Linked DNA regions of Homo sapiens: region 2 is linked to region 1. A link is a loop called in an ENCODE intact Hi-C map of the cell type or tissue named here. Cell type or tissue: transverse colon. All regions are shown on one strand. Each heading gives the region's core, and the rest is flanking DNA. Links, peaks and the distances in the headings are about the cores only.

The links. Hi-C counts contacts between places; a loop is a spot of excess contacts. Peaks named below come from ENCODE experiments on the same cell type or tissue, not always from the same donor. Only the 100,000 strongest peaks of a DNase experiment are listed, where the experiment ranks them.
Region 2: it touches region 1 in a loop (13-fold over the local background); 4 of 110 quality-filtered maps call a loop at or near these places.

What each region holds. Positions count from the first base shown.
Region 1 is chr3:10,733,867-10,746,280 of GRCh38, forward strand. No RefSeq gene overlaps it. Among named protein-coding and RNA genes, the nearest start is that of LINC00606, 24 kb to the right of the region's middle. In transverse colon, for the core only: a CTCF peak has its summit at 5,196 (motif pointing left); a DNase peak (open chromatin) is centred at 5,175; H3K4me3 peaks cover 397 bases; H3K27me3 peaks cover 4,670 bases.
Region 2 is chr3:9,495,523-9,507,936 of GRCh38, forward strand. It overlaps LHFPL4 (LHFPL tetraspan subfamily member 4), which reads right to left. Exons shown (of 4, transcript NM_198560.3): 3 at 10,445-10,681; 4 at 2,839-6,789. The coding sequence ends at 6,689. Among named protein-coding and RNA genes, the nearest start is that of LHFPL4, 52 kb to the right of the region's middle. RefSeq lists an enhancer at 5,804-6,529 and a silencer at 7,723-8,017. In transverse colon, for the core only: CTCF peaks have their summits at 5,215 (motif pointing right), 7,872 (motif pointing right) and 8,074; DNase peaks (open chromatin) are centred at 5,193 and 7,889; H3K27me3 peaks cover 3,680 bases.

The sequences.
Region 1 (12,414 bases), core at 1,508-9,507:
GTATAAACAAAATGTGGTATATCCATTGCTGTGGTTTGAATGTGTCTCCCAAAGTTCATATGCTGGAAACTTAATCCCTAACACAGCAGTGTTAAGAGGTGGAGCCTAATAAGAAGTGATTAGGTCCTGAGGGCTCATGAATAGATTAATGTCAGTATCATGGGAGTGGGTTAGTTATCTTGAGAATGGGTTTCTTATAAAAGTGAGTCTGGCCCCCCTGTGTGCTTGCTCTCTGGCTCTCTTGCCCTTCTGCCTTCTCCCATGGAATGCTGCAGCATGAAGGTGCTCACCAGATGCTGGTGCCATGCTCCTGGACTTCCCAGCCTCCAGAAACATGAGCCAAATAAACTTCTATTGTTTATAAATTACCCAGTCTCAGGTATTTTGTTATAGAAACATGAAATGGACTAAGACATCTGTACAATAGAATACCATTCAGCCTTAAAAAGGAATTAAGTACTAATATAAGCTACAACATGGTTGAGCTTCAAAAACATGCTAAATGAAAAAAGTCACATGCAAAAGGTCACACACCACATGATTCTAATTATAGGAAATGTCAAGAATAGCCAAATCTATGGAGACAGAAAGTAGATTAGTGGTTGTGTGAGGCTATGGGGAGGAATGGAATGAGGAGTGACTACAAATGGGTACAGGACTTCTTTTGGGGGCGATAAAGATGTTCTAAACTTAGATAGTGGTGATGGTTGAATCGTACACTGAATTATACAATTTAAAAGGGTGAATTTTATAATATGCAAATTATATCCCAATTAAGCTGGTTTTTTAAAATGAAGGTGAAATAGAGACTTTTTCGGGCATATAAAAGTTGAAAGTCTTCACCACAAATAGACCAACACTTTAAAAAATATTGAAGAAATTCCTTTAGGCAGAAGAAAAATTATAATTACATGGAAAATATGGATATATACAACAGAATGAGAAGTACAGGAAATGATCAACATATGAGGTAATAAAAATATACTTTAAACTATTTTAAAAATATAATTAACTATTTAAAGCAATGATAATAATAAATTACATGGTTTATATACAAGTAGAAGTAAAATGCATGGCAGTGATAGGACGAAAGCCAAGCAAGGTAAAATGAAGTATTCTGTTGTAGGGTCCTTATATTCCATAATATAATTATTATATTTTCAGAATCGTACTTGAATATAGACTGTGATAAATTCAAAGTTATAAGTTGTATGCTCTAAAGCAATCACTAAGAAATTGAGCATATAATAAGCTAACAAGGGAGATAAAAACAAGGGAGATAAAAAGAAGCATAAAAACATTCCCAAAAAGGCAGAAAAAAGAGAGGGAAAATGAACAAAGACCAGATAGGACAAATAGAAAGCAAATGGTGAGATGGTAGATTCACACTAAATTATATCAATATTCACATTAAATTTAAATGATGCTTATTATCTAGTTAAAAGACAAGTGTTGTCAGACTCAATAAAAAAGCAAGACCCAACTACATGCTGTCTACAGTAAACCCACTTTGAATATAAAGATACAAATGAGGCTTCAAGGGAAAGGATAGAAAAGAGTATACCATCAAATATTAATCTAAAGAAACCAGGAGTGGTTTTATTAATATATCCTGCAGTGAAGCAGGATTCCTTGGTACAAGCTGGCTTAAACGTGGATTCCGGGTTCTACCTGGGGATGGGACTAGCCCACAGGATGGAGAGTTGTAAGTCTTGAATGCCAGACTAAGGAGCTGGCATGGATGTGGATAGACAATAAGTTAACTGAAGGGCTTGGGGTGTAGCCTGTGGAATGCCTGGAGTGGGCTGCAGACTGGAGACAGAGACCCAGGGAGGGTTTCAGCTATGGGGTGATGGAGGCTGGGACCACTGCAGGGCAGTTAGAGATGCAGCGATGCCTTTGAGAGGCTACAGACATGGGACTGAAAGGCAGAACATCAAGAACAGAGGGAAAGGAGGAGAGAATTTTAGCCAGAGCTTCCATCACCCCATACCTGAAACCCTCCCTGGGTCTCTGTCTCCAGTCTGCAGCCCACTCCAGGGATTCCACAGGCTACACCCCAAGCCCTTCAGTGAGCCTATTGTTGGTCTGTTTAGCATTTGCTGCCTATCTATTATGTGACAAGCTCTGAGCTGCTGGCACTGTGGAGAGTTCAGAGATAAGGAAGGCACAGACCCCACCTTCCAGAAGCAAACTATGAGTCTGTACTAGTAGGGTTTGTATTATCCTAACTTGCATTATGATAAATCTCCAATAATGCTCTGGAATGGAGCATTTCCCAACTCACTCGACCATTTGAAGAGCAGAGGCATAGCAGGGGTTATCAATTGTTGAGCCTTACTGCAGGCCAGATATTTTATCTCAGCTGAGCTTGAGGGGCAGCACATTGCAGTGCAGCACTAAGATGTGAGGGGTGCCTCTCATAAAACTCCAAATTTATCTCATTTTTTTTTAAACTTTACGTTCTAGGGTACATGTGCACAATGTGCAGGTTTGTTACATATGTATACATGTGCCATGTTGGTGTGCTGCACCCATTAACTCGTCATTTACATTAGGTATATCTCCTAACGCTATCCCTCCCCCGTCCCACCACCTCACAACAGGCCCCGGTGTGTGATGTTCCCCTTCCTGTGTCCAAGTGTTCTCATTGTTCAATTCCCACCTATGAGTGAGAACATGTGGTGTTTGTTTTTTTGTCCTTGTGACAGTTTGCTGAGAATGATGGTTTCCAGCTTCATCCATGTCCCTACAAAGGACATGAACTCATCCTTTTTTATGGCTGCATAGTATTCCATGGTGTATATGTGCCACATTTTCTTAATCCAGACTACTGCAGCACTATTCACAATAGCAAGGACTTGGAACCAACCCAAATTTATCTCATTCTTATGAACGTCTGCCATTCCACAAGCTGGAAGACAGGGAATAAATGTGAGTCCTGTAGGAAGGCATGAGGTGGGAATGCAGACAGGTAATGTTGTACCACAGGTGAGCTCAATCAAGTTAGAGGCACTCACTCATTTCCCTACCCTCTGAGGCAGATCAAGGAATCCCCTCCAGCAATTTCCCAGACCATTGGCTACATGGTGGTGCTGGGGGAATATTAAAGGAGCAGCAGCATTTTACAAATGCCTGGTTTACAGGTGAGGAGAGGCTTTCAGACTTGTCCAAGGAAACACTGCTGATAAGACGTGGGATTTGAACCCAGATCAGTCTTACTACAAAGTCCAATCTCTTACCTCCTGTGTAGTGTGGTTTCCTAGGGCTGGGGGGGTTAGAGGAAAAGAGTTTCCAAAATACTCCTTTGCAGGATAATAAACCCATGATTCCTTTAAACACCGAAAGCAGGTGCAAGAATACTAAATAAGCCTAGAATATCTCGTACCAGAAAATAAGGAAATGTTCAAGGAAGGACGTTGGCATGTTAAAGTGACAGAGGGGCCAGCTTGAAGGGGCTCCCACTGGCCAAAGCCAGGGAAATTTGAATGTCAAAAGAAATAGTCACAGTAATAGATTATAACCCATTAAATAAAACAAGAATCCACGAATCCTTACCAAGTACATATACGAATGAATGAATGAATGGATGGATGGATGAGTGGGGAGAGGAGAGATCTTTTCCTTACAGTTAGATTGCCAACTGATACATTTAGAAGGTATGACAGAGGCTGGGCACGGTGGCTCATGCCTGTTATCCCAGCACTTTGGGAGGCTGAGGTGGGAAGACTGCTTGAGGACAGGAGTTCAAGACCAGTCTGGGCAACAAAGTGAAACCCTCTCTCTACAAAAAAATAAAATTTAAAAAGTTAGCCAGTTGTGGTGGTATGTGCCTGTAGTCCTAGCTACTTCGGAAGGCTGAGGCAAGAGGATTACTTGCCTAGGAGTTAGAGGCTGCAGTAAGCTATGATTGTGCCACTGCACTCCAGCCTGGGGCAACACAGCGAGACCCTGACTCTAAACAAAAGAAGGAGGAGGAGGAGAAGGAGGAATGATGGAATCAGGAAATCACCATTTGGCAACTGTGTTAGTAACAACTTCATCCAGGCAAAAATCCCCAAAGAATGCTACAACTAAACTTTGATGATGAATGACATCATTCCGAGGTACCTCCCCAAGAAAATACTTATTGCTGACAAAGGGGAAAAGAAGAACTAAGGAAAAAATGGCGGACACCACCTTAATAAGGCGATTGACGTTCCTGCACCAGTAATGCGGCAAAGAGAAATTGTGTGCTACCCACTAGGACGCAATGAGAACACAGCATCATTTCTGTGATGTTCCTACTGAAAACAGGCAACCTGAACCCAATAAGAAAGAAACAGCAGCCAAACTGGAGCTGTGGGACCTCCTGCAACATACGTAGCCTAAAATCTTCAAAAGCATCAAGGTTGTGCAAGTCTATGGAAGACTGAGGAGCTGTTCCAGAATGAGGGAGGCTAGGGGGAAATGACAGCTAAATGCCGTGCAGGATTCGGGACCGAATCCCTTGCTCTGAAAGGCATTATCGGGATAGCTGGTTAAACTTGCCTGGAGTCTGAGGATTAGGTGGTTACAATGCATTGATGTAAATTTCCTGATTTTGGTGCTTGTGGTTAGGTAGAGAATGTCCTCATTTGTAAGAAATATCCACAAAATATTTGGGGGGTGGTGGAGTATCACGTTAGTAACTTACTTTTTTCCCCGCTAAAATGGCTTGGGGGAAATAGCTCTTTTTACTACTGCGGCAGCTTTCTGTAAATTTGAAATTATTATACAAACCCGAAGGTGCTTTTGGGCAGTTTTCTCGCCGTTGTTACCTGATGAAGGTGTTACTCGTGGAAAGGAAAGGACTTTCTGAAGAGGGTCGAAGGCCCCCTTTTCCCTCTCAGGCCGGTGAAACTCCTGGGGACTCCTCGCACAACAGACAGAGGACAGCGCCAGCGCCCCCAGAGGTGGTCGGGAAAGGGCCTGGGGTGGACTCTAGAGACCTGCAGCCACGCGCAGCTCGCCGCCGCTGTTGCAAGCTGATTGTCGTCGTCAGCAAGTTCTTCCTTCTGGAATCCACCACTTGGGCCTAAGGGGAGGCTGGTTTGTGTCCTGGAAGAACCGGGTCCCTCCGCCCTAACCATCAGGTCGGCGTTACTTGAGGCGTTCTGATCCCTTCAGCCTTCCGATCCCTTCAGCCTTCCGGTGCCAGCTCTGCAGTGATGGCGCCCCCTGGTGTCCAATGAAAGAGGCGCAACTGCCGTTAAGTGCAGATCTTCCAGGGGAGAGACAAGTATTTCTGCCCGCCCGATTCCGATTCCCAAATTTACTCCTCCTTGGACCAGCCAGCCCACCTACTTCCATTCATTTGGGCATGTGTTCTTCATTTTATTCATTCATCTGTTTGTTCATTCATGCACCCACTGCGTTCCGGGTACCGAGTTTGACCCTGGAAGTACACAGGTAGATCATGGCCAGGCTTTAGCCTCAAGGAGCCCTCAGGCTGACGGAGGCACAGGCTCTCACACCACAGCAGGATCTCTGCCTCCTGAAGGTAAGTGCAAGGGGCTCTGGGAGCACCCAAAGTGATCTAGGAAGTCTTCCAGGAGCAGGTGACCACAATTCAGCTCCTTTTTATTCCCACTGCCACTGCCCTGTTCTCTAAAGCCCCTTGCCCCTCTGTCCTCACAGCTGGAGCATCACTACCCTCTCTTCCAGGGCTTCCGCTCAGTCTAGACCTGGCGGACAGAGGGCTATCCTCCTACTTGGCCACAAAGGCAGGCATAGGCACAGGCAGCCCTGAGGCACAGCTTCCCCTGCTGATAATAGCGTTGATGACAAGGATATGGATATGGATATGGATATGGATATGAATATTAATAGAAGCTGACATTTAGTGAGGGCTTAGTTTGTTCTAGGCACTGTGCTAAGAATTGTACAACATGACACCATCTAATCCCCACCGCTGCCCATAGACATTGGATACTGGGATCATACCCATTTTACAGTGGAGGAAACTAAGGCTCAGTGAAGTTAAGGAGGGAACCTCACCAGTCATCTTCCAGTCAGGGAGTCTGCAGCTTCTCATAATCCATACCTGCCATGCCATGCTCCCTACCTTCCCTGCTGTTCACTGCAGAAGGTCCCCAGTTCTGTCAAAGGTCATCTCTGGACCCATCACTGCATGTTCTAGAGAGCTTGACTGCGTAAATACTTTCTAATGCTAAAGTATTGTTGGAAACCTCTCCTCCCTTCAGAGGAGACTGCTGCCCTCAGGGGGCTGGGACTTCCCCAAACCACAAAGCTACTACATGGCAGGGCCTGGACATGAATAGGGGTCAGAGATATTTCCACTTCTCTATCCCCAAGGGCATCTTCCTCAGTGGATGCTCAATGAATATCTGTTGCTTGCAGAAAACTGCCTCCTATTTAACACCTGATATTGACCTAAAACTATCAGGACTTTTATTTCCAATGCTCAAGCTGGTTTTGTTTGTGATAGCTAGAATCCTCATGCAATGACATGAAGGAGATTGAACTGGCCATTGCGGGGCCATGGCGTACATTTTCCTAGTGCCCACTATGTGCCAGACGTGGTTATACTCATCACATCATCAGTTCCTCATGACGGCTCTTCAGAGGAGTCCATTTGACAGATGAAGTGGAGTCCCAGAAAGCTGAGAACTTTCAATACCCTGGAGACGCTCAGAGCTACTCTTCAGGCCCCCGCACCCTTTTCTGTCCCACTAACACACCAAGCCCATTCCCTTCTCCAGGCCTTTGCACTGGCTGTTCCCTCTATGCCTGCATGCTCTTTCCCAGGGTCTTCTCCTGGCTGGCTGTTCCTCATCATTCAACTCTCTGCACAATGTCACCTCCTCTGGCCACCCTACTGACCCCTGTCACTCGCTACCTCACTACCCTGTCCAGCGGTGGCTGTGCTCTGAGACCCTCATTCATCTATGAGCTTGCCTGTTCATTGAATTTATTTCCCGCATGCATGAGAGCTCCCTGAGGGCAGGGACTCTGTCATCTGTGTCCCAGCATCCAGAACAGTGCCTGACGTATCAGAAGTGCTCAGTGAATATTTGTTGAATGAACGGAATCATTTGCCGGTCTTGTCCATTGGATCTCTGACAGCCTTCTGATGTAGTAGGAAGATGGCCCTTCCTACCGCTGCTGCTCAGCTGTGACCCCAGTCCCTGGGGACCCTGCCAGGTGTCTAAGCCATCTGATAGAGCATCTTTCTAACCCACACTTCTGTCCATGTCACTCTCCTCCTCAAAAAACATCATCGTCATCATTATCATCATAATCATCATCATCATCATCATCATCATCATCATCATCATCATCAATCTGTCACTTGATGGAGACTGTGAAGCTGTCTGTCATCATTGCTATATTAAAAGTCCCCCGTATTTCAAGGTTTTATCCCAATTTAGAGATGGGGGAACAGAAGCTTAGACAGGTTGAGGAACTCGCACAGGCCCACACAGCTGCTGAGTGGGCAAACTGAGATTTGAACGCAGGTCAGTGTGATCCCAGGTCCCCACTCTTAGCGGCTGTCTCCTACCATAGAGCATAGCTTTCACGTGCATCAAACTTGAGCATGTGTCAGAATCATCTGGAGAGCTTGTTAATACGCAGGTTACTGGGCTGCACTCCCAGAGTTTCTGACTCCACTTGTCTAGGGTACGGCCTGAGAATATGCATTTCTAACAGGCTTCCAGGTAAGATGACCACTGGCCTCACACTGAGAGAACCACTGGCCTGGAAAAAATACACAGCAGCCCAAACAAATAGAACTTTGTCTGCAGTTTCAGGAGGTTCATGGATCCCCTGCAGCCTCTCCATGTGCTTTGGGAATAGGGAAGGATCTGTGGACCTCACCTTCAGAACCACTGTTCAAACAAACAATGTAAGTCAGATCCACGACATCCTGAGGCCCTGAGTTCTGTTCAGCAAGTTTCCTTTAAGCAAGGGCCACCAGAGTCTCGGCCTTAGTCCCTTTGCAAATCTGACTCTTTCTTACTAAAGTTAATTATCTGACATTGAAACGTACCCTAGCTGACACACCACAGAAAGGCCTCCACTTGTCTCACCGACGCAAATGATAAATAGAGGGCCCAGAGCAATTTCTCTCAGAGATTTCATGTCAGTATTTTAATAATCATTGAGCAGGGCCCTGGGAGCCAATTACAAAACTAGGACAGATTTTTTTCTAAAACTACTTGGTTTCCAACTCCTAAAACTTGTAGGCGTCTAAAACTGATGGATCTGAAGGGTTCTGACATAGTTTCCCCCAAGGATGAGTCGTGCATAGAATTTGAAATTTAGTTCCAGGAAAGCTGAAGCTGTGATGTTTCCCTCCTCTTCCCCTTCCTCCTCCTCCTCCCGCTGCTCCTCTTCCTCCCTCTCCTTCTTCTCACTCTCCTCCTCCCATTTTCCTCTCCTCTTCCCTCCCCCTTCACCAGTCTCCTTACTAAAACTGAGTTGCCCTGAGACTGGAGCCTGGATGTGGGAAGCCTGCCCGATTGTTGGCTGTGGGCACTGGGAGCCTTCAGCCTTCATCCTTTCTCTCACCGCTCTGCCAGCGGTTGGGGAACCTACACCAACTGCCTGGGCCACAGGGGGACTGGGGGGCCTGGGGCCAGGGTTCAGGGAAGCTCTGGGGCTGGGAAGTGGCCAGCCATGCCTCCCAGGACAGTCTCAGGGTCTAGGACCCTTGGGAACCTTGGCTGGTTTCCCCTCCTGCCTTGGTGAGTTCCGGATTCTAGGCCCACACATGGCAAAGACCTGAGTCCTGTTAAAATCAGGTCATCCTCCCACAGCCCCCATGGTGACTCCAGCACAGGCTAGTAGCAGGTACTCAGTCATCAATACAAGCCTTCAAAAATGTAAATCCGATCATCTTGCAGCCGCTCTCCAATCACTGGCTCCCATCACACCTGGACTAAAACCAAGCCTCCTTTGCAGGGCAGCCCCAGTCAAACCTGCTGACTCCATCTCTCTCCATTCTCTCCCTTGCTCCACCTGCTTGGCCATGCTGGCCTCCTTGCTGTCTGGTCCTCAGGCACTCCAGGCATAGTTCTGTCTTAGGGCCTTTGCACTGCAGTGCCCTCCTCCCCAGACAGCTGCATGGCTGTCCCCCGCCTGATTTAGGCCTCTGCTCAAACATCGCCTTCATAGAGACCCCCAGCTAAAACAGTGCTTCCTACCCACACTGCATGTGCTGCTCTCTTTCTTCAAAGCACCAGTCATTCCCCTTATATTCCGTGCTAACTGTGCATCTATTTATTATGTCTGTCTCAAAAGAAGGTCAAGATCATGAAGCCAGGGGCCAGGTCTGGTCTTCATCTACCATTGTATCCACAGGGCTGCACTCAGAGGAAATAATAAATATTGAATGAATGAATGAATGAATGAGACAATGAATGCTCCCACTGATGGAGGAGTTGATGTGAGCTAGCAGGGTGCTTTTTGCATTGATCCTCTCACCCATCCTGCAAGGTGGGTTTTTTCAGTTCTCCTTGGGACACGATGATGGCTCAGCTGAGAAAGAAGGCTGATGTACCCAAGGTCACCCAGTGGTGAGGCGGCCCTGGGCAAGCGACCCAAGTCTGTGTCACTGCATGCCTATGGATGAGTGGTTACCTGCTGACAGCACAGGCCAGGCTCACTGCAGGTGAGGCGGCTCCTGGGAAGGACCAGTCCCATGGTGATGGAGTACAGGTGGAAGGTGAGAGCTTGGGGGTCAGGCAGCAACATGGTTGGCTGCTGCAAGGAGCCTGGGAGTGCCCCTAGAGGGAGACTGAGGCTGGGCAGGGCCCTAGGCAGACCTCAGAGCAGTCCCCAGAGTGGAGACTGTCTGAAGGCTAGAGCTGGCCAAGGTGGGCTGGTCCCAAATCTTTTCAAACCCTCCACCCTCCCCCGCCACTGACTTCTGGAGCTGCCATGGCCCGGCCCTGCCAGGATGGGCTTGTTGGACGGGGCTGGTGCAAGAGGTGGGATAGAGACAGGGGCCAGGGCTGGGGGTTGTGGACTCCACTAGTGGACTGTAAGCTTCTGGCTGGGGCAACAGAGGAGGTGGCAGAACGATCGGGAGAGAAGGGAACTGGCTCTCTGCTCAGAGCACCCTGGAGCAACACACAGGCAATGAGAAGTCCTGGGCATCTTGACCGTCAGCGCGGTCCAGGGCCCAGCATGCTTCCAAGAGGCAGGCAAGAGAGTACCTGGGGCTTCTCCACTCCAAGCAAGTGTGGCTCCACCCAGAAGGACATAGGGCCTGGGAAGAGGAGCTGCGGTGCTCAAGCAGCAGAACTTCCTCCAGGCTCACTCCAGGATGCACTGCAGGGGACACTGTCCTCAAAAGCAGGACAAGCCTGCCACCCAGTGCTGCCGGGAGCCACCACAGCAGCCAGGCAGGGCGGCTGCCGGTTCCAGCCCCATGGGGGTGTTCCCCAACCTGTGTCTGGCCTCTGGAAATCACAGCGGGCTTTAGGGCTCTGTGATGACTCAAGCTGCTCCCTCCTCACCTAAGAACACCGCCTTGCACCCGATTCTTCACACCTGATTCTTCAATCCTCATCAACTTGCAAGTTTAAGAGGACTTAAAATTCCAGGAGGGAAGCACTGTGGGTCCGGAAGGTCATGGCCTGAGTAAACTAAAGCAGCAAAATGACTGAGCGGCCAGAGGGCAGGGAATGCAATGGAATATCAAGTCTCAGGCATCCACTGCAAATGATCATTGTGAGGAGGGGGCGGCAAGGGGCGGAGGCGACGCTCTCATAAAATGAAGTCAGCCTGAAAACAACATTCTGCTGGGCCCCCCTTACCAGTCAGGTCTGTTCAGAGGGCTTTCAACTAGGTGGAAGGATTGTACCCAACTGGTCTTTTAATATTTTTATTATTATATATTACATAATGTTATGTAACATATTTTATTTCCAAATTATATTATATATTTATATGATATATAATATCATATCATATAATATATATAACATATATAATATTTATCGTACATAATGTATATTTTCACTATATGTAATATATGTTATATTATATAAATATATAATACTATTATATAATATAGAAATAAAATATATTAATAATATGTGTTATTATTAATATATAATATAATATGTAAGATTATATTTATAGTAATAGTTATTAATATATCAATATAATAATATAAGGATATTTTATTATATTAACACGTTAATATAATATATTAATATATTAATAATTAATTTAATATGTATTAATCGATATATTATATATTAATGTTTAATTAATATATTCATAATATCAATATGTTTATATATTATATTATGATATTATAATATGATAAAATATGACATTCATAGATCATATATTAATATGTTATATTAACATATTTATATATGAATATATATGACATATATAATATATTCATGTCATACATTAACATATAATATATTAATATATAATATATTCATTTATGTCATACATTAATATATAATATATAAACATATAAAATACATTAATATATAATATATTCATATGTCATATATTCATATATAATATATAAATATATAAATGTATAATATATTAATATATGACATATGAATATATTAATATATGTCATATAGAATATGATGTTATATATGAATATATCAATACAATATATTAATATATATCAATATAATATATTAATAGATTAATGACTATTAAATATATATTTATGTATATTCATATTAATAGTTATTAACAGTCAAGATATACTTGTCATAAAATCATTAAAATAAAATTAATAATAATTAATCTTCACACTTCCCTATGACCTAGGAACCCCCATTCCCTCACTTTACAGATGAGGAATCTGAGGTCCAGGGAGGTAAAGTAACTGATTCAGGGTCAGAGCTAGAACAAGCCTGAGCCAGGATTTGAACTCAAGTCCCCTGGCCCCAGAGCCCAAGATCCCAAGCCACGATGCCATAGAGGCTTCCTGGGTCTTATAAGTTTTTGGGGGTTATCAATACAAATCTTGGAGAAAAAGATACTTCCTTGAGAAAAATTGGTTTGAAAACGTCTACTAAGAAACAGCTTTATGCATATTTCTCTTTAGTTGTGCTTTTTAAATGGTTTTATATTTGGAGAGGAGAAAGAAAATGAGAGAAAACAGCAGCACCAACAGGGCCAGTCTAAGGCGAATTTGTGGAGGACTCTGGTGTTCTGAAACCTCCACTCTCGCCCTTTCTCTCCCTTCAGAAGGTCCTATCCCCACCCCCAGTCACTCTTTGTGTTTAAAGACTTGCTCTTGTGAAAACTCCTAATCAATGGATCAAAAAGGAGTTATAGGAAATAAGGTTTTAGGGGAGGGCAAGAAAGAGGAAGTGAGGGTGGAAAGAAGAGACGAGGAAAGGGGAGCGCTGATGCTTACTGAGCCCAAAAAAGGACAGA
Region 2 (12,414 bases), core at 4,415-12,414, 1.2 Mb before region 1:
ATGGTTTAGTGTCATCCCCTTGGTGATGGGTGAGTTCTCGCACAGTTAATTCACACACATGAGATCTGGTTGTTTAAGAGCCTGGGACTGCCCTCTTCTCTCTGTCTTGCTCCTGCCCTTGCCGTGTGACACGCTGGCTTCCCCTAACCTTGCACCATGATTGTAAGCTTCCTGAAGCCTCACTAGAAGCAAATGCCAGCAACATGCTACCTGTACAGTTTGCAGAGCCATGCGCCAAAATAAATCTCTTTTCTTTATAAATTGCCCAGTTTGGCCAGGTGCAGTGGCTCATGCCTGCAATCCCAGCACTTTGGGAGACTGAGACAGGAAGATTGCTTGAGCCCAGGAGTTTGAGACCAGCCTGGGTAACATAACAAGACCCCGTTTCTATAAAAAATTATAATAATAAGGCCGGGAGCAGTGGCTCACGCCTATAATCCCAGCACTTTGGGAGGCCAAGGTGGGTGGATCACGAGGTCAAGAGATCGAGACCATCTTGGCCAACATGGTGAAACCCCATCTCTACTAAAAATACAAAAATTAGCTGGGCGTGGTGGTGCACGTGTGTAGTCTCAGCTACTTGGGAGGCTGAGACAGGAGAATTGCATGAACCCGGGAGACAAAGGTTGCAGTGAGCTGAGATCATGCCACTGCACTCCAGCCTGGCAACAGAGTGAGACTCCATCTCAAAAAAAAAAAGAGATAGCCAGGCATGGTGGTGCCTATGGTCCCAGCTACCTGGGAGAATGAGGTGGGAGGATTGCTTGAGCCTGGGAGTTGAGGCTACAGTGAACTGTGATCTCACCACTGCACTCCAGCCTGGGTGACAGAGCAAGACCCTGTCTCAAAAAAATAAAAATAAATTATGCAGGCCAGGTGCAGTGGCTTATGCCTGCAATCCCAGCACTTTGGGAGGCTGAGGCGGGTGGATCACTTGAGACCCGGAGTTTGAGACCAGCCTGGCCAACATGGTGAAATCCCATGTCTACTAAAAATACAAAAATTAGCCGGGTGTGGTGGTGCACACCTGTAATCTCAGCTACTCAGGAGGCTGAGGCAGGAGAATCACTTGAATCAGGGAGGCTGAGGTTGCAGTGAGCTGAGATTGTGCCACTGCACTGCAGCCTGGGCAACAGAGGGAGACTCCATCTCAAAATAAATAAATAAAACAAATGATGCAGTCTCAGGTATGGCTTTATAACAATGCAGAAATGGGCTAACAGTCTACCCCTAATCCAGCCCCCTAATGCTACCACCAGAGTGCTCTTTCTAAAATGCAAATTGAGTCATTTTTCCTTCTGCTTCAAATCCTTCAGTGGTTCCCCATTGCTCTTAAGTCCAAACTCCTGTCCATGGCCCCCAAGCTTTCTCATGGTCTGGCCCTCGCCTGTCTCTCTAGACTCATCTCTGACTCCTCCCTGCCTCGTACTTCACATTTCAAACTAAGTTGCTTTTCGTCCTCCATACACAGTTCTGCTGCCTACCTCAGTCTTTTTCCTCAAGCTGCCTTCTCTTTGACCTTCCTGACCCCTCCTGCCTAACTTCTCATCCTACAGCAAGACCTCCTCCTACGCTGCCCACGTCACCAAAAGCCATTTAAAGTATTCCTGCCTAGGATACCCACAATACCCTGCATGTGGCAAGTCATGCGTTATTTTCACATGTTCATCTCCCCAACCAGAATTATGCTTAAGACAGCATCTCTGTTTTGCTCATTTTTTTTCTAGCTTAAGTGCTTAGCATACACTAAGTGCTTAAAATGTGTTGGAAGAGGACTCCATTTCCAAGTCTTCAATGTAGCTACCTGGTACTGCGCACATTACAGCGTGCCAGATACCCTGCAGAGCAAAGTGCATATATTCCCTGGTATGTTGCTTACAGCTTCCCTTGGGGGAGTCACTATTGTTTTCTCTATTTATTCAATGGGGCTTTAGAGAGAGGCAAAGTGACTGGACTGAGCACTCTGGCTAGAGCAGATGAGGCTCTACTCTTTTCTGCCTGTATGGACTTGGACAAGTCGTGCCTGTGCTGTCAGAGGTGTGCAGAGATTACTGTATCCCTCTCTCTATTCACTCCTTTCTCCTTTGTATCAGAACCCTATTTTTTTTTTTTTTTGAGACGGAGTCTTGCTCTGTTGCCCAGGCTGGAGTGCAATGGCGCCATCCCACCTCCCTGCGACCTCCGCCTCCTGGGTTCAAGCAATTCTCCTGCCTCAGCCTCCTGAGTATCTGGGATTACAGGCACGCACCACCATGCCTGGCTAATTTTTGTATTTTTAGTAGAGACAGGGTTTTGCCATGTTGACCAGGCTGGTCTCAAACTCCTGACCTCAGGTGATCCACCCACCTCAGCCTCTGAAAATGCTGGGATTACAGGCATGAGCCACCTTGCCCGGCCAAGAACCCCAGTTTTATTTGGGCTGGCAATGCGCCGAGATAACAGACCACACTTTTTCAGCCTCCTTTACTGTTATGTGGCCCAAGTGACACAGTCCTATGGAATTTCCAGAAGTCTTCAAATGAAATGTGGACCAGGTGACTGGAGCTCCAGCAGCCCACGTTGGGCCATGAGGTGTTCTTGAGGATGTAGCCAGGATTGAAAATGGCAGTGCAGAAAGATAGGAGCCTGGGTTCTGGATAACACTGAGAGCCATATCAGCCGTGATCTACCCACCTCCAGGCTTTTTTTTTTTTTTTTTTTTTTTTTAATGTGATGGTAAAATAAACTATCTTGTTAAGCCACAGTAGTAGGGTTCTGTTAATACCAGACAAACCTGATCCATAGGGTTGGAATCTTACCCCTCTTGATCCCAGTGACTCAGAGAAGTGGCAGCCAGCGTGGGTGATAGAAAGTGTTTCTTTATTTGAATGTCATTCCACCTGCACTGAAGCTTAAACCCAGCAGCAGCAGAAGGGGTCAGGACCAAAATAAATGTTACCAAATTAGACAATGAACAGCGAGGACACACTCAGACAAAACTTACTAATGGGGTATAGACAACACCAAGCTATCCTAACAGCACACAGCACAGGCCCTCGGAGGCCTGCCCATCAGAGCTCTGCGGAAGGCTCCCTTGTTCCCTGTTCAGGAAACTCCAGTCCCACCCAAAGGTTAGCCGTGGGCCAGGCAGGGGCCTGCAGAAGTTTCTGGTGCTGGGAACATCCCAGCTTCTCCAAAGACAGGGTTTCCCTTTCTCTTTCTCAGTTCACACTGGAAGCTGGAGAAAGGTTATTCCCCGTGTGCCCAAGCAGGATGCTCAAAAGGCCAGGGACTCTCCCCACAGCCTTATCTAAAAGTTCTCATCATCTTGGCTATCAGGCCTGAAAAGGATCTTGATTCTTTGGTCCTCACCCCCTCAGGAAAGTTTTCCTTCATGGGTACCGGTCCCCAAAGACGAAAGTTTTCATAGCCCCGGTTCCCAGAAGGACTCAACTGACCAGACTGTGGGCCAGGGACTGAACCACCCCTAGGCTGTGGCTGCCGTGGCCTCTCCTGAGTCCCCAGATCAGGCAGAGAAAAGCGGGCAATGGCAGACCCCTGATCACAGTTAGGGGGGTCACAGTTAGGGGGGGACTTCTCTTGGGACCTGAAGCCGGAAGGCTCTAGGTTGGAGCCCAACAAGGCCCTCCTGGGGTCAGAAACAGGCACTGATCTCCTCTGCTTACCTCCTCCTGAAGGCTAAAGCCAGATCGCCCGACGAGAGCAGAGGCAAACCACAAAGCCCCCTTCCCATGATGTCTTTATTGCCCCAGGAGGGCCATCAGGGCCTCACCTGGGGCCCCCACTGGAGCACCTGCCACCTGCCCCATCCACACCTCTGCAGAACCCAGGGCCCCAGTCTATGGTTTGGTCCCCACTCTGACTTCTACCCCTTGCCTGTGTCACCCTGGGGTTCCCGCAGACTTCAGCCCACACAACTCTGCCTTCCTGACTCCAAACTCCCTGGTGCATCTCCCCCTGGCTCTGCCAAGATGGCAGCTGGCCAGGTGCGGTGGAATGGGAATGTTGCCAGGCTACCCCACCAGGGAACTAGCCTCCCTCCTCTCCACCCGGCGCTGACCCACTCCTAAGTCAGCTGGACCCACTACGTCCTCTGAAGTGGCTTCCTTCACTCCAGTTCTTCCCAAAAGGATGCGGCCTTGGCTGCCTGTGCCCCGGGCCTCCAGCCTCTGAAAGGTCAGTTCTATCCCCCGCACCAGGGCACAGGTTTGGTGGGTGTCCTTGGGGAACAAGGTGTGGCAAGGACACCTGGTGGCAGGCGTCCTTGGGGGAACAAGCTCTCCCCTCACCCAGTGCCCAGATAGCAACCCCCTCCCCACTGCCCCGCATCCTGGCTCCTTCATCCTCCTCTCCTTCCTCTGCATCCCATTCTTGCCCCCAACCCACATCTCCATTTACCTCTTCCCCGCTCCCGAGTCCTTTTTCCGCCTTTTCATCCATTTCCCCTCCCCCACCCCAAGCTCTCGGGCAGCCTCTCAGCTGGTCTCTCATCTCTCTCCACCTCTGCCCCGTCTCTCTCGATCTCTCCTCCTCGCGCTGTTTCTCTGTGCCTGTGCGTCCCCCTCGCTCCTTCTCCAATCATCTCTCATCTCCCTGTCTCTGCACCCCTCTTCTCCTCACCCCAGTGTCTTCTCCCATTCCCAGTCGCTTGCTGCGCCCCTCCCCTCACTCTCTCCTAACTCTGCTCTCCCCCTCCAACGCTGGGCTTGGTTTGCATCTTTGAGGAACTCCCTCCTACCCCAACTCCCTCCCACGGGGCTCCCGCATCCTCCCGCATTTAACTCGGACCCTCTGTCCCGCAGCGCCCCTACCCCAGGCCGACTGGACTGTCCGGGAAGGCGCCGGCGGGGAAGGGGAGCCCAGCGCTGGGACCAGAGCACTGCGGGGAGGCTTTGCCCGGGAGGAGTAAGTGGAGGAGTGAAGTCGGGACTTGGTAAGTTCCAGGTGGCAGGAACCCACTAGGTCCCAACATCTGATTCCGGCTAGGGTCCAGAGTGGGGAGACAGGCAGGGGACTTCTAGGGTCTTTCTTGGAAACCCTAACTCTCAGGTCCAAGTCCTGTGGAAATGAACACAAGGTTGGCAAACACATGGCGCTCAAGCGACCCTCTCCCCTCCGCCGAGGCCCGAGGCGGCTTCCCCTGGCATCCTGCAGGGCACCGCCCCTTCCCTGCAGGTCCAGGCCGCCAGGAGGGGGCGCTGGACGAAGCCGGTCTGCACCAGCAACTAGTGCTGAGGGAGCTGTCCAGGCCCCAGGGCAGGGAGGCTCCCCGGGAGAGATGGCTCTGCCGCCAGACCCACAGGGGAATGACGGGTGTTCAAAAAATACCAGGAGTCTCCCTCACCTGCTCCCTGCCAAGGGGAAGGGAGACGCCCCCACAGTGGGTGGAGGGGGGAGAAACTTCTCACCTGTCCCCCAACACACACACACACACACACGCTCACACGCGCACACACACGCACACACATTTCACCCACATACACATACACTCATGCCTCGGCTCCAAGCACTGCCCATAGGTGCAGACCCTGGGCATATCGCAAGGCGAGAGGTGGGCCAGGAGGAGGAAGAGGCTGGGACAGGGTAACAAGGCTTAGGAAGGGGGACAGGGGTACCCTGTTCAGAGATGACCTGCAAGTTCAAGTTATGCAGAAAAGTATCAAAGAGACAAGACAGTCTCTGCCCTTGGTAGACGCCTGGGGTATGGAGGGCATGAAAAGGGGCAGAAGGGGTAATGCATCCCCCAACTCCCCACCTCTGGGGTCCCCTCCACACCCCCAACCCTGACAACAGGGCCAAGAAGTCTGTGCTGTACAAAACAGGCCAGGGTCAAGGGTCCAGTCATTGGTGAGACATCCCAGCAGAGAGGAGGCCTGGGCAAAAGAGGCCAAGGTCAAGGGCTCAGTCATCAGTGAGATGTTCCAGCAGAGAGGAAGAGGAGGCCAGGCCAGCCCGGGCTGAGCAGCTTCTAAGCTCCAACTGCCGAGGCCACGTACCCCCTCCCGCTACCTCCAGAGCCTGAAAGTCTTTTCTGACTCTGGGCTGATCAGGGCCCCGGTCTGCAGCTGACAGCAGGGCCCTGTGCATCCCTCGGTGCAGCTCTCCCTCAGGGTGAGCTGGGAGCAGGCCGGAATGGAGCAGAGGAGGTCCCAGGGGAGACTGGTGGCACCTGGAGCTTTGTGGCAGATGTGGTGGAACCAACATCAGCCAAAAAAGAAAAAAAAAAAAAGTAGGAAAGAGTCCAGCCCACCCTGGAGCAGTATCTAGAATAAATTTCTTGAAGAGGCAGGGACCAGAAGAGGTGCGGATACAGCCAGGCGGCAGCCCTCCAGACTGAGGGGGCCTGGGGAGCTGGAACTACAGCTCCGCTCTCCCTGGGGATCTGCAGGGACCTCCAGGCCAGTCTAGAGAGGAGAGGAGAAGCCCAAGGGCCTACGCAGATGCAGGCTCCCTTAGGTCAAATTGAGGGAGGAGCAAGAATTAGACCCTCCCAAGGTTTGGAGGGCCTCTCCTCTCCCCCAGGCCACATCCAGGCTTTCCTCTCCTCAAAGCCTGGAGCTTGCAGGGTAGTCGGTGAGAAGTAAGTCTGAGATCAGGGTCTTCCCTCAGAGCTTGAATGGAGTGACGAGAGGGCAGAAGGCAGGACAAGCTGAGGTCAGGCCAATTACTGGGCTGTGATCCTGGCCTTTCAGGGTCCCTGTGAGTGAGCCACGGGGCAGGGAAGGACTCCCCATCCAGAGACATCACCCCCGGGCCGCAACACGGAGCTTACTGTAGAGCCCACAAAATCTAAGAGAGAGAGAGAGAGAGAGAAGGAGAGAGAATTAGAGAAAGTCAGAGGCTGCCTGGGCATTCAGGCTTTCCTTGCACATTCCCCAGGGCACAAGTGGGCAGAGGGGCCGGGCGCGGTGGCTGACGCCTGTAATCCCAGCACTTTGGGAGGCTGAGGCGGGTGGATCACTTGAGGTCAGGAGTTCAAGACCAGCCTGATCAACATGGCACAACCCTGTCTTTACCAAAAATACAAAAAATTAGCCGGGCATGGTGGTGCATGCCTGTAATTCCAGCTACTTGGGAGGCTGAGGCAGGAGAATCGCTTGAACCCAGGAGGCAGAGATTGCAGTGAGCCAAAATTGCACCACTGCACTCCAGCCTAGGCAAAAAGTGTGAAACTCCATCTCAAAAAAAAAAAAAAGGTCAGAGGGGCAGAGGGGCAGACTGCACAAGCGCTGAAATCCTAGCCTCACCTGACCAGCAGGATGGCCTTGAGCAAGCCATTTAACCTCTCTGAGCCCCGATTTTCTCATCTGCAAAATAAGGATCATAGCCTACCTCACAGGGTAATTCCGAAGGGTCAAAAAGAGACAAATAATGACAGCCAAGGACTTGGCAGTGTTTGGTCATAGAATATGCTGGAAATGGAAGCAATTTATTTATCTATTTTTTCTTTGGTTCCAGAGGTCTTCTTTAAATATATATATATATTTCTTTCTTTTTAATAGAAACTGGGTTTTGTTACATCGCCCAGACTGGTCTTGAACGTGTGGGCTCAAGCGATCCTCCTGCCTCAGCCTGTAGCTGGGACCACAGGTGCGCGCCATGGCTTTTGGCTCGGAGGTCTTTGGGTTAAAACTGAAGTGGGAGGCTCACTCATCTTGAACTCCCAGTGAGGGACGGAGACTCCCTGGACACTGAAGGGAGGAAAACTGGGGCTCCTTTACATTGATTTTTAACACTGAGTTGTTAGGGGGCTTTGGGAAGGGAGGAGAAGGACACCGAGGGGGCCCACTTCACATCAGTCACATCCCCACACCCCTTCTTGAGAAAGGCCAGATCTCAGTCTGTCTTGCACTTCTGAAAGCTGCCGCCAGAGGGCAGGCCTTGACTTCACACCAAAACCACAGTAATCCCGGGGTCTGAGGGACTGCATCAGGTATTTAGAACCTGCCTCTGAGTACAGGTTAGCAGATCAGCATCCCAGGAGAGCTCCCAAAGCCGTGCAGGAAATCTCTGGCTTCACCAGGTTGAGACAGGGGGGAAGAGCTTGGACTTTGGACTTGGACCTGGGTTCAGATTCTGCCTTCACCACTTAAGTGACTTTGGGCAAATTACTGGAGCTCTGGAGTTCTCTGAACCTGGCCTTTTTTCTTTATTGTATTTTAATGCTACTTGATATATATGAAAGTTTATATGCAATACACTAATTATAAAGCATACAATGTGCCAGGTAAGGTGGCTCACACCTGTAATCTCAGCACTTTGGGAGGCCAAGGCGGAAGGATTGCTTGAAGCCAGGAGTTCAAGACCAGCCTGGGCAACATGGGGAAACCTCGTCTCTACAAAAAATACAAAAATTAGTCAGGCGTGGTGGCGCATGCCTGTAGTCCCAGCCACTCAGGAGGCTGAGGCAGGAGAATCGCTTAAGCCCAGGAGTTTGAGGCTGCAGTGAGCTATGATTGCACCACTGCACTCCAGCCTGAGCAGCAGAGTGAGGCCCCCTCCCCCAATCTCTTAAAAAAATACAATAATCAACACTGGTGAGCTCACCATTCAATAACTATAACTCAGCCGGGTGTGCTGGCTCATGCCTGTAATCCCAACACTTTGGGAAGCTGAGGCAGGCAGATCACTTGAGGCCAGGAGTTTGAGACCAGCCTGGCCAACATGGTGAAACCCCATCTCTACTAAGAATACAACAGTTAGCTGGGTGTGGTGGCAACATGCCTGTAATCCCAGGTACTCAAGAGCAAGAGGCTGAGGCACGAGGATTACTTGAACCCAGGAGCTGGAGGCTGCAGTGAGCCGAGACCGTGCCACTGCACTCCACCCTGGGCAACTGAGCAAGACACTGTCTCAAGGAAAAAAAAAAAAAAGGACTCTAACGCTACCCATAATTTGCATATACCTCCACGCTCCAGCTCATATACTTGACTTCCTCCCCTTCCATCATAACCACAGATGACCATCATCCTACCTTTCATATTTATTATTTCTTTGCTTTTTAAAAAAATATACTGCCACAGCTGGGCACGGTGGCTCACACCTGTAATCCCAGCACTTTGGGAGGCCAAGGCAGGCGGATCACGAGGTCAGAAGATCGAGACCATCCTGGCTAACACGGTGAAACCCCATCTCCACTAAAAATACAAAAACTTAGCCGGGCGTGGTGGCGGGTGCCTGTAGTCCTAGCTACTCAGGAGGCTGAGGCAGTAGAATGGTGTGAACCCGGGAGGTGGAGCTTGCAGTGAGTGGAGATCGCGCCACTGCACTCCAGCCTGGGTGACTGAGTGAGACTCCATCTCAAAAAAAAAAAAATACTGCCACAAATACATGTGTGTTTAAACAATACATTGCTTAGTTTTGCTTACTTTCGAGCTCAATAAATATATCACTCTGTCATCTTCTGGAACTTGTTTTTTTTTTTCCCCCTCTCTCAACATTATATTACTGAGATACATCCACTGTGGTACATATAACTGAAGTGTGACATTTTCACAGCTGTGAGCTGCTCTGTGATGTGAACATGTCACGTGTATTTATCCGGCCTCCTGTCCATGGCCATTGGGCTGTTTATAGCTGTTTGCTACAGTGAAGCTGCAGCCACCAGCGCCCTTGAACGCTTCTCATGGGTTTGTACCCGAGGTGGGTTTGCTGGGTCACAGGCAAATGATCAGATCTGAGGCAGAACATCAAATCATTTAAAAGGTGGTTGTACTGTCAGGCAGGTTTCTTTTTTTCTTTTCTTTTCTTTCTTTTTTTTTTTTGAGATAGGCTCTCACTCTGTAGTCCAGGCTGGAGTGCAGTGGCACAATCACAGCTCACTGCAGCCTCAACCTTCTCAGGCTCAGGTGATCCTCCCACCTCAGCCTCCTGAGTAGCTGGGACCACAGGCACTTGCCACCACATCCAGCTAGTTTTTGTTTTTTTTTGTTTTTTTGTTTTTTTGTTTTTGAGACAGAGTCTCGCTGTCTCCCAGGCTGGAGTGCAGTGGCGCAATCTCAGCTCACTGCAAGCTCCACCTCCCGGGTTCATGCCATTCTCCTGCCTCAGCCTCCCAAGTCCGGCTAATTTTTTTGTATTTTTAGTAGAGACAGGGTTTCACCGTGTTAGCCAGGATGGTCTGGATCTTCTGACCTCAGGATCCACCCGCCTCGGCCTCCCAAAGTGCTGGGATTACAGGCGTGAGCCACCGTGCCCAGCCCAGTTTTTGTATTTTTTTAGGGAGGGGATTTCACCATGTTGACCAGGCTACTCTTGAACTCCTGGGCTCAAGCGATCTACCTGCCTTGGCTTCCCAAAGTGCTGGGATTATAGGCGTGAGCCACCACGCCCAGCCAGGGTTTCCAATTCATGCAACCCTCTTACTCCTTTTATTTGAAATTATCCTGCCTCCCAGGACCAGGCCTGGCTCCCGCCGCTGCCCCCCAGCCCACAGCACACTCGCCTTTGTTCTCCGGCTTGAGCTCCTCCTGCAGCAGGTCTGTTTGCCGGTTGCCCAGCACGAAGGCGAGGAAGGAGAGGATGAGGGCGTTGAGGATGCCGATGATGGCCAGGATGTATGCCCAGCGCACTGAACAGTCCCCCAGGGAGTACTTCCCCGTCTTGGCCCCACACATGTCCCGGATGGTCTCGGCATCCCAGCCATCAGGAAAGATCATGCAGCCCAGGACGAGGCACAGAGCTGAGGGGCAGAGCACCGGGCCCACCACCACGGTCAGGAAGGAAGAGAAAAGACCATTACTCGCTAGTGTCCGCAGTCTGGGCCCCACCCTATTGAGGGCACATCAACCCAACCACGTGCTTGTTACCCACTTCCACAGAGGGAGAAAGAGAGGGCAGGGGCAGGGAAAAGAGAGAGAGAAAGAGGTCTACGATGGGTAGCAGAAACTTTCTGGAACCCGCAATGCCCTCTCCCTTCCCCATGAGATCAACTCCTCCTCCAGGAAGCATTCTGGGAATATGAGAACATAGCCACCCACAGCCACCTCCTTCAACTTCCTCTAGCATCGGGACCAACTCCCTCTCCCATCTCTCCCATCCTCATTATTATTATTATTGTTGTCGTTGTTGTTGTTTGAGACGGAGTCTCGCTCTGTTGCCCAGGGTGGAGTGCAATGGCGTGATCTCGGCTCACTGTAACCTCCACCTCCCGGGCTCAAGCAATTCTCCTGCCTCAGCCTCCTGAGTAGCTGAGACTACAGGTGCCTCCCACCATGTCCGGCTCATTTTTGTATTTTTAGTAGAGATGAGGTTTCACCATGTTGGCCAGGCTGGTCTCGAACTCCTAACCTCAAGTGATCTGCCCACCTCAGCCTCCCAAAGTGTTGGGATTATAGGAGTGAGCCACCACACCCGCCCTCATTGTTATTTTTTAAATTCTTGTCCTTCACCCATCAAATGTTTATTGGGCACCATTTTCCTTTTATTCACGATGCTAGAATATACTTTCATTCATGCAGTTGAGCACTTTGCTAAGAGCACAGACTATGGAGTGCCAATGATAGGACTTAGCCTAGTTCTTCCCCTAACTTGGCTGTATGACCTTGGCAGATGCCGCTGAACCTGAACAGGCCTGTTTCAGTCAATACCATTGTACTTACCTCAAGGGCGATTAGGAGGATTAAATGAAGTAATGCGTGCAAAACACTTAGCACGGTGCCAGGCACTCAGGTAGCATTTATCCAGGGCCTACCATATGCCAGGCACTAGACCAGGCCTGCGGGGTGGGGAGACTTGGATTTTAGCTGCATGGAGCTTGCAATGTAGTGTGGAGAGAGGTACGTAATAGCAAAGCGATTAAGAAGGCTGGGTCTCAAATCCTGGCTCAGCTATTTTCTAGATATGCCACACTGAGCAAGTTCCTTCATCTTTAAGCCTCAGTTTCTTCATCTGTACAATGGGGATAATGATGGTATCCTCAAGTGGTTGTAAAGATTATGGAAGGCAGCAAAGTGTAAAGTGCCTGGCACAGTAAGTTCTGGGTAAATCTTAGCTGTTATCAAAACCAGTCATAATGCCAAAAGTAATAATTACACAAATAAGAAAGTAATTCGGAGAGTTGGTTTCAGGTGAGGAGGACAAAGGCAAAGAGGAAGAGAAGGGGCAGGCTCAGAAGGGCCTTGGCAATGGTTCCCTAGCTAGCATCCACCTGCTTTGGATTTAGCAACCCACCTGTCCCAATCCCCGCCCAGGTGGGCCCTTGGCCAGCACTTAGCCTAGTGGATGAGACCCAAGCCTGAGCTGATCAGCACATTGCACTCCTCTGGTAAGAGTGACTGGCTTGGAGAGTGGCACCTCCTGCGTCACAGGGCAGTCAGAACCCCCAGATTCAGCAGGCCACTGTAGAGATGGGGTCTTCCCCTCCACCAGCTCTGCATCACCGGCTTGATGGGGCCCTCGTATTGCCAGTCCTGC